Regions from separate parts of the Homo sapiens genome. Here all the other regions are linked to region 2. A link is an interaction called in ENCODE POLR2A ChIA-PET data of the cell type or tissue named here. Cell type or tissue: B cell. All regions are shown on one strand. Region 1 has its middle 6.8 kb from the start of TOP2A. Region 2 overlaps RARA (retinoic acid receptor alpha). Region 3 overlaps MED24 (mediator complex subunit 24).

Evidence for each region. Peaks named below come from ENCODE experiments on the same cell type or tissue, not always from the same donor. Only the 100,000 strongest peaks of a DNase experiment are listed, where the experiment ranks them.
Region 1: POLR2A ChIA-PET joins it to region 2 with 8 read pairs; 8 of 35 experiments call an interaction of 5 or more read pairs at or near these places.
Region 3: POLR2A ChIA-PET joins it to region 2 with 6 read pairs; 2 of 35 experiments call an interaction of 5 or more read pairs at or near these places.

Annotation. Positions count from the first base shown.
Region 1 is chr17:40,423,461-40,425,960 of GRCh38, reverse strand. No RefSeq gene overlaps it. Among named protein-coding and RNA genes, the nearest start is that of TOP2A, 6.8 kb to the right of the region's middle. In B cell, no CTCF peak of the experiment used is centred here; no DNase peak of the experiment used is centred here.
Region 2 is chr17:40,317,210-40,319,709 of GRCh38, reverse strand. The region is part of intron 1 of RARA (retinoic acid receptor alpha); the gene reads right to left. It overlaps LOC105371934 (a long non-coding RNA gene), which reads left to right. Exons shown (of 2, transcript NR_189654.1): 2 at 959-2,500. Among named protein-coding and RNA genes, the nearest start is that of RARA, 9.3 kb to the right of the region's middle. RefSeq lists silencers at 1,536-1,645, 2,011-2,220. In B cell, CTCF peaks have their summits at 1,966 and 2,165; DNase peaks (open chromatin) are centred at 1,509 and 2,159; H3K4me3 peaks cover 2,101 bases; H3K27ac peaks cover 1,923 bases.
Region 3 is chr17:40,047,570-40,050,069 of GRCh38, reverse strand. The region is part of intron 3 of MED24 (mediator complex subunit 24); the gene reads left to right. Among named protein-coding and RNA genes, the nearest start is that of MED24, 5.6 kb to the left of the region's middle. In B cell, no CTCF peak of the experiment used is centred here; no DNase peak of the experiment used is centred here.

The sequences.
Region 1 (2,500 bases), 110 kb before region 2:
GCAGGCACTGGTGCCAGAGAGGGGCAATTGGGGATGTCTTAGGGAGCTGGCAGAGCCCCAGCCATACCACTAGGCCACGAGATGGGGGAAGGGATGTCACATAAAGAGTGAAAAGGATCCGTGGCCCTCCTCTGCCTCCCCATACACCAGGGTTCAGCCCCGATGGGCTTGAGCTCCTCTGCAGCCCTGGTTGGGCTCTGTGGGGGGGAAAGGAAGACAAAGCTGCAGGCATACCCTGATTTAAACCAACTCAATAAATGAAAAGTCATATTTGGAATTACAGTGTCAGAACTTGAAAAGCCCTTAACAGTAATTTACCCATTAATTTTAAAAATCTAAGCAGTGGAGCCCTGTGTTTAATGAAGTTTTACACAGAACCTAAAATATGAAAAGATGAAAGTGGGACTGTTCTGGATTGGTTAACTGGGCCTCACCTCCTCCAAGTGCTTTCACTATCACCTCTCTCTTTTTTTTTTTTTTTTTTTTTTTTTTTTGAGACGGAGTCTCACTCTGTCACCCAGGCTGGAGTGCAATGGCGCGATCTCGGCTCACTGCAAACTCCGCCTCCCGGGTTTGCACCATTCTCCTGCCTCAGCCTCCCGCATAGCTGGGACTACAGGTGCTCACCACCATGCCCGGCAAATTTTTTTTTTTTTTTTTTTTTGTATTTTTAGTAGAGACAGGGTTTCACTGTGTTAGCCAGGATGGTCTCCATCTCCTGACCTGGTGATCTGCCCGCCTCGGCCTCCCAAAGTGCTGGGATTACAGGCGTGAGCCACCATGCCCGGCCTCACTATCACCTCTCTGAGACTGTGAAGAAGGCATTTTGCAACCCAATCCTCTAGCTGGGGTACCTCAACTTCAGTTTACAGGTGGGGAAACTGAAAACTAGAGAGAGAAGGGGATTTACCCAAGCTCGTGCAACTAGGGACAGCAGAGCTGGTCTGGGACTTCTCACCACAGCACAGTGTCCCTTACTTTGGTCCAAAGATTTAACTTTTCTGCAGAGTTCTTAGCACTGAGTTCCCAAGTCTACTGATAATCTATCTTTATCTATAAAAATTACATTCTTACACAAACGTGTATAGACAGGTATGCCTGCCTTCAATGAGGTGGGGGAAGGTGACAGGGGTGAGAAGGGTGACCTTACTTTTAAATTTTCAAATAGGAGGAAAAATACAAAAAGCAACTCTTGGCTGGGTGCAGTGGCTCACGCCTGTAATCCCAACACCTTGGGAGGCTGAACTGGGAGGACCACTTGAGCCCAGGAGTTGGAGACCAGCCTGGGAAACATAGCAAGACCTCGTCTCTAAAAAAAACATTTTTTTTAATCAGCCAGGCTTGCTGGCACAGGCCTGTAGTCCCAGCTACTTGGGAGGCTGAGACAGGAGAATCGCTTGAGCCCAGGAGTTTGAGGCTGCAATGAGTCATGATGGTGCCACTACACTCCAGCCTGGGCAACAGAGCTGAAACTGTGTCTCAAAAAGAAAGAAGAAAGGAAGTCTTCCTTTCCCTCCACCTCCTTACAATTCCTTCCAGATATTCTCAATCCATATATATATACATATATATATACTCAATCCATATATATACACATATATGTGTATACACATATATGTATATATAATATATACACATATGGGTATACACATATATGTATGTATAATATATATAATTTTATTTACTCAAATGGAATTATGCTCTAGACAGTATTTGCCTCACTTTTTAAAAAACTTAACAGTATATCTTAGAGATACCTCCATATCAGTACACTTAGACCAATGTCCATCTCTTTAATAGCTGCATATCATTTCATTCCATTAGCTTGCTGCCAGTTATTTTCTATTAAAAACAATATTGCAATAAATAGGCCGGGTGCAGTGGCTCACACCTGTAATCCCAGCACTTTGAGAGGCCGAGGCGGGTGGATCACTTGAGGTCAGGAGTTCGAGACAAGCCTGGCCAACATGGTGAAACCTCATCTCTTCTAAAAATACAAAAATTAGCTGGGCGTGGTGTCATGTGCCTGTAGTCCCAGCTACTCAGGAAGCTGAGCCAGGAAAAATCACTTGAACCCAGGAGGCGGAGGTTGCAGTGAGCCGAGATTGCACCACTGCACTCCAGCCTGGGCGACACAGCAAGAATCCGTCTCAAAAAAAAAGAAAAAGAAAAAGAAAAGAAAAAGAAAACCACCAACATTGCAATAATCCTATACATATGTACATACATCTTTGCACAATTCCACAACTGAATTGAATTGATTGAATTCAGTATTCCTAGAATTTAAACTGCTGAGTTACAAGGTGTGTACATTTTAAAATTTTTGATGGATAGGGAACTTCTGTGCAGACTTAGGGATTACTCAACTCTGGTCCTGAACTGCTCCCCTCTGTAACCTCCCTTGCTCTCCTCCCAACTTTGTCCACATTTCTTTGACAGGGGCCACCTAGAGGCTAGGCTGTATGGGACATTTTGGGTTTTCTTGGCCTCCTCCAACCAG
Region 2 (2,500 bases):
TTTCCTAGCAAGACCTGGAAGGTCCTTACAGAACCACTTCCCCCAAAACAATCTTGCCCTATGAAGACTGCAACCAGAGAAGGGTATAAGAGACATCCCAGAATGTCTTGGCCAGGAAACTGAGGAGGGGGAGTGTCAGGGGCAGAAGTGATCCTTGGGGTAAGCAGCAGGGGGTGGGGGGGTCGGGGGGTGTTCTCAGAAACAATCCTTTCCAAGAATATCTACATACACATATGTGCACACAGCCATCAGACAGAAGGCAACCTGGTTACAGAAGACAGAGCCAGAGGGGGCAGGAGGTACCCTTCCAGGCCATCACACTGGGCATCTGATCCAAGACAGGATGGAGGGTGCAGAAACATCTCCAAGGCTGGGGAGCTCTTCTGTCTGGTTTCCGGGTTAGTTGGTCCCCATCCCCACCCTAGCACACTGGAGGCCTGTCTTTCCTTTCGCAAGGAGCAGCCTGACAATAGGCCAGTGCCCAGAGAGGAGATGAGGGGACATAGCCAAGCTCATTTCCCAGCCGTCCCCCCAACCCCACAACAGGCTCACACACACATCTGGCCAGCAGCTTCCAAGCCTCGTGGGTGGCACCAGGTCCCAGACACCCTCAGCAGAGCAAAGTCGACAAGTCAGTCTATTCCGTCTTCCCCTCACCCCAAAAAGTTCCCACACCCCATGGTGGCACAAGACCCAGGAACACCCCTACACACATACTGCATTGGCTCCCGCACCCAATTCTGACGGTTCCCCTCACTCCACGGGGGACACCAGCTGAACCGGCCCGGCCCCCGGCCGGCTCCCTCTGGTGGGAGTGGGCCCCCTGGCTGATTCTCCCCAAACCACAGGGCAGCTCAGATAACAGGAGGGAAAAAGAGAGGGGGCTAGTCCGTTGAGCATCCGATCTCTCCCCAAACAGGTTTGAATTCAAGTCTTTTTGTTTTGCTTATCATTAAAGAGAAAAAGAACAGAAGTTCCCAGCGGCGGTTCTGCAACAGCTCGAGCGCGGGGGACACGCGCAGCAGACGGCCCCAGACGCCTCAAGGCTGCGCGCGAAGACACGGCGCAGGCAGACTCACAGACGGGGCTCCCCCACCCTGGACACGGCGGCAGCGAGTTGGGAAGCCCAGGAAACCCCGGGTTCCCGTCGGAAGCCTCCCGGTACCCAGTCCCCTCCCGCAGCACCAATCTGGGGCAGGACATGGGGCCCCGACGCCTGCGGGAACCAGGGGCTCCCCAAAATCCCCAGGGGAGGAATTACCTCGCAGCGGGGGAAGCAACCCGTTCGGGGTGCCAGCGAGCACAGCGTCTGCCCTAACCCGGCGCCCTGGTGCTGCTCGGCATCAGGGTGCGGGGTCCCGGGAGAGGAGCCGTCCAGGGGGCCGCGGCTCAGGGGCGCGGGGCGATGGCAGCGGCCATAGCGAGTCACGTGCGGAGGCTGAAACTTTACCCGGAGCCCCAGACTGAAGGGGCGGAGGGTACGGAGCAGAGGTAGGGGGAGGCCCTGTCCCTCAGGCCCGCCCCTGCCCGCCCACCGACCAATCACCAGTCAGGGGCGGATCTACAGGCTCACGCCCGCCCCCGCCTCTCCTTAATAGACCTCGGGAAGGGCGAGTCTTAAAGGAGCCACTCCTAGTTGAAGACTGGACCGTGGGAATCCGGGAGAATCCCTCCCTCAGACCCAGAACCGAAGATTCAGAGCAAGAACGGGGTGAGGTTCTGCGGAAAGAATGAAAATAGCGCTCGGTGGAGAAGACCGCAGCGTGTGGTATCCTACACTCCTTTCCCCCCAACCACACACACACCCACACCTAAATCTGAGAAGTGAGGCGGCGGCGTAATATGGAAGTGAGTGCGGTGACTCCTGCCCTAGCTGTCAAGCCCCTGAATCCTATAATTATAATCCTCTTCTAGGGACCAGCTGGAACTGAGAGCTGTGTGACCTTGACCAAGTCACTTCCCTTCCCTGGATCTTAATTATCTCAGCTGCAAGAAAAAGAAAAAAAAAAAAAGAGTCCAGGAGTAGATCTCCCGCAAGTATATCTCTTCTTTCCCCAAACACCTCTGCAGCTCCAGTGGGTCCTAGGAACCCTGGCTCAACCCAACCCTCCCAGCCCCCTTAAAGTACTCTTCTCCTCAAAGGGCAAGACTTTTGGATCTTCCAGTAGGGGCGCCCAGGAGCACCCCTCCGTGCTCAAAGACTCACACTCAAGCTTCTCTCTCCCGAACAAGTCTGGAGAAGCCAGGAAAGCTCTTTTTCATGTTCCAGCTGGACAGGATCTGAATCACCCTCCATCTGAGAGACCCCCAGTCCCCAATACAGTCATGACCCCCCTCCCAGCCTGCAGCTCTGTTTGGGAGGATCCTGTCCCCATCGCTAGCAGTCCACTGGCGGGCTTAGGGGGAAGCAGAATTGCTTAGAATACTCCCCTCTCGCCCTGTTCCCAGGCAGAGAAGTGGCCACAAGTGCCCCCACAGAACTTCCCACTGGAAGGGGAAG
Region 3 (2,500 bases), 270 kb after region 2:
CAAGCAATTCTTCTGCCTCAGCCTCCCGAGTAGCTGGGATTACAGGCGTGCACCACCATGCCCCGCTAATTTTTGTATTTTTAGTAGAGACAGGGTTTCACCATGTTGGCCAGGCTGGTCTCTAACTCCTGACCTCAAGTGATCCATCTGCCTCGGCCTCCCAAAGTGCTGGGATTACAGGCTTGAGCCACCACGCCCAGCCTGAATGTGTATCTCTTTTACACCATCATAAAGTCGAAAAATTAAGGTGGGGTGTGGTGGCTCACGCCTTAATCCCAGCACTTTGCAAGGCCGAGGTGGGCGGATCACGAGGTCAGGCGATCGAGACCCTCCTGGACAACATGGTGAAACCCCGTCTCTACTAAAAATACAAAAATTAGCTGGGCATGGTGGCGAGTGCCTGTAATCCCAGCTACTTGGGAGGCTGAGGCAGGAGAATCGCTTGAACCAGGGAGTCAGAGGTTGCAGTAAGCCAAGATTGTGCCACTGCACTCCAGTCTGGTGACAGAGCGAGACTCCATCTCAAAAAGTAAAATAAATAAAATTAAAAAATAAAGTCAAAAAATTGTAAGGTGAACCATTGTTAAGTTGGGACTGTCCTTGCTATGGGAATACATGGGAAAGGCACCCAGTCCAGTGTGAACAATCAAGGAAGGCTTTGTGGAGGAAGTGATGTTTAAACCAAGACCTGAATGTTGAGTATGAGTTAGCCGGCACATTGAGGAGAGTGTGTGTGCAAAGCAGAGAAAAGCATATGTACACGGTGGGAGGCAAAAATCACATAATGTTGTTCAGGAACTGAAAATAATTTGGTATGGCTAGAGAAAAGGAGTTTGCTCTCAGGACCCCTTTTTCTTTTCTTTTTTCTCCTTTTTCTTTTTTTGTATTTTTTGTGGAAACGGGGTCTCACTATGTTGCCCAGTCTGGTCTTGAACTCCTGGCCTCAAGTAATCCTTCTTCCTTGTCCTCCTAAAGGCTGGGATTATGAGTATGAGCCACTGTGCTCAGTCCCTGGACCCCTTTACAGTCTTCAAAATTTTGAGACTTTTCTTAAATATATTTGATTGTATTTGATCTCATGCCTCCCTAAAATGTATAAAACCAAGCTGCACCCGACCACCTTGGGTACATGTTTTCAGGACCTCCTGAAGGGCCATGGTTACTCATATTTGACTCAGAATAAATTTCTTCAAATATTAAAACATATATATTATTGGCCAGGCATGGTGGCTCCTGCCTGTAATCCCAGCACTTTGGGAGGCTGAGGTGGGTGGATCATCTGAGGTCAGGAATTCAAGACCAGCTTGGTCAACATGGTGAAATTCTGTCTCTACTAAAAATACAAAAAATTAGCCGGGTGTGGTGGTGCGCACCTGTAATCCCAGCTACTCAGGAGGCTGAGGCAGGAGAATCGCTTGAACCCGGGAAGTGGAGCCTGCAGTGAGCCAACATCATGCCACTGAACTCCACCCTGGGTGACAGAGCAAGACTCTGTCTCAATAAAAAATAAAATGAAATAAAATTAACTGGTCTCTTTGTTGCACCTTGAATAGATCTTTTATCTATGCATGATTTTTGTCACATCATGAATTGGTAATTTGGACAATATCCATGACTAAGTTATATAGATATTACAGTTGTTGATGCATTTAATAATATCATATTCTCACATGTTATGGAGCTTCCAGGACAATCCACTGTACAATTGTGAGAGAAAAAGAGCAAAAAGGTAAACAGTATCTTAGTAGTATTTTAAAAATAATTTTGACTTCCTAGACCCCCTGAAAGGTCTTGGGGACCCTGGGGAGTTCCTGAACCGTACCTTTAGAACTGCTAGGCTGGCACTTTAAGGAGGAGAGTGGTTTAGGGAGAGAGAATGATAAGATTGTAACAGACTTTTGAGTGATGCTAAGGAATTTGGACTTTATTTTAGGGTGACAAATAATCATTTAAAGGGTTTTAAGTGGAGGCGTCACATGACAAGACTTCCGTAAAAATATACATATTTTAATTAACATAGCATAACATACAAAGATCTTGCGCTGGGCGCAGTGGCTCAATCCTGTAATCCCAGCACTTTGGGAGGCCGAGGCGAGTGTATCACCTGAGGTCAGAAGTTCAAGACCAGCCTGACCAACATGGTGAAACCCCGTCTCTACTAAATATACAAAAATTAGCCGGGCATGGTGGTGGGCGTCTGTAATCCCAGCTACTCAGGAGGCTGAAGCAGGAGAATTGCTTGAACCTGGGAGGCGGAGGTTGCAGTGAACCGAGATTGCGCCATTGTGCTCCAGCCTGGGCAACGAGCAAAACTTCGTCTCAGAACATACAAACATCTTAAGATCAATTCAGTCAGGGTTTTTTTTTTGTTGTTGTTTTTTGTTTTTTGTTTTTTTGTTTTTTTTTATGAGATGGAGTCTCGCTCTGTTGCCTGGGCTGGAGTGCAGTAGGGCAATCTCAGCTCACTGCAACCTCCGCCTCCCAGGTCCAAGCTATTCTC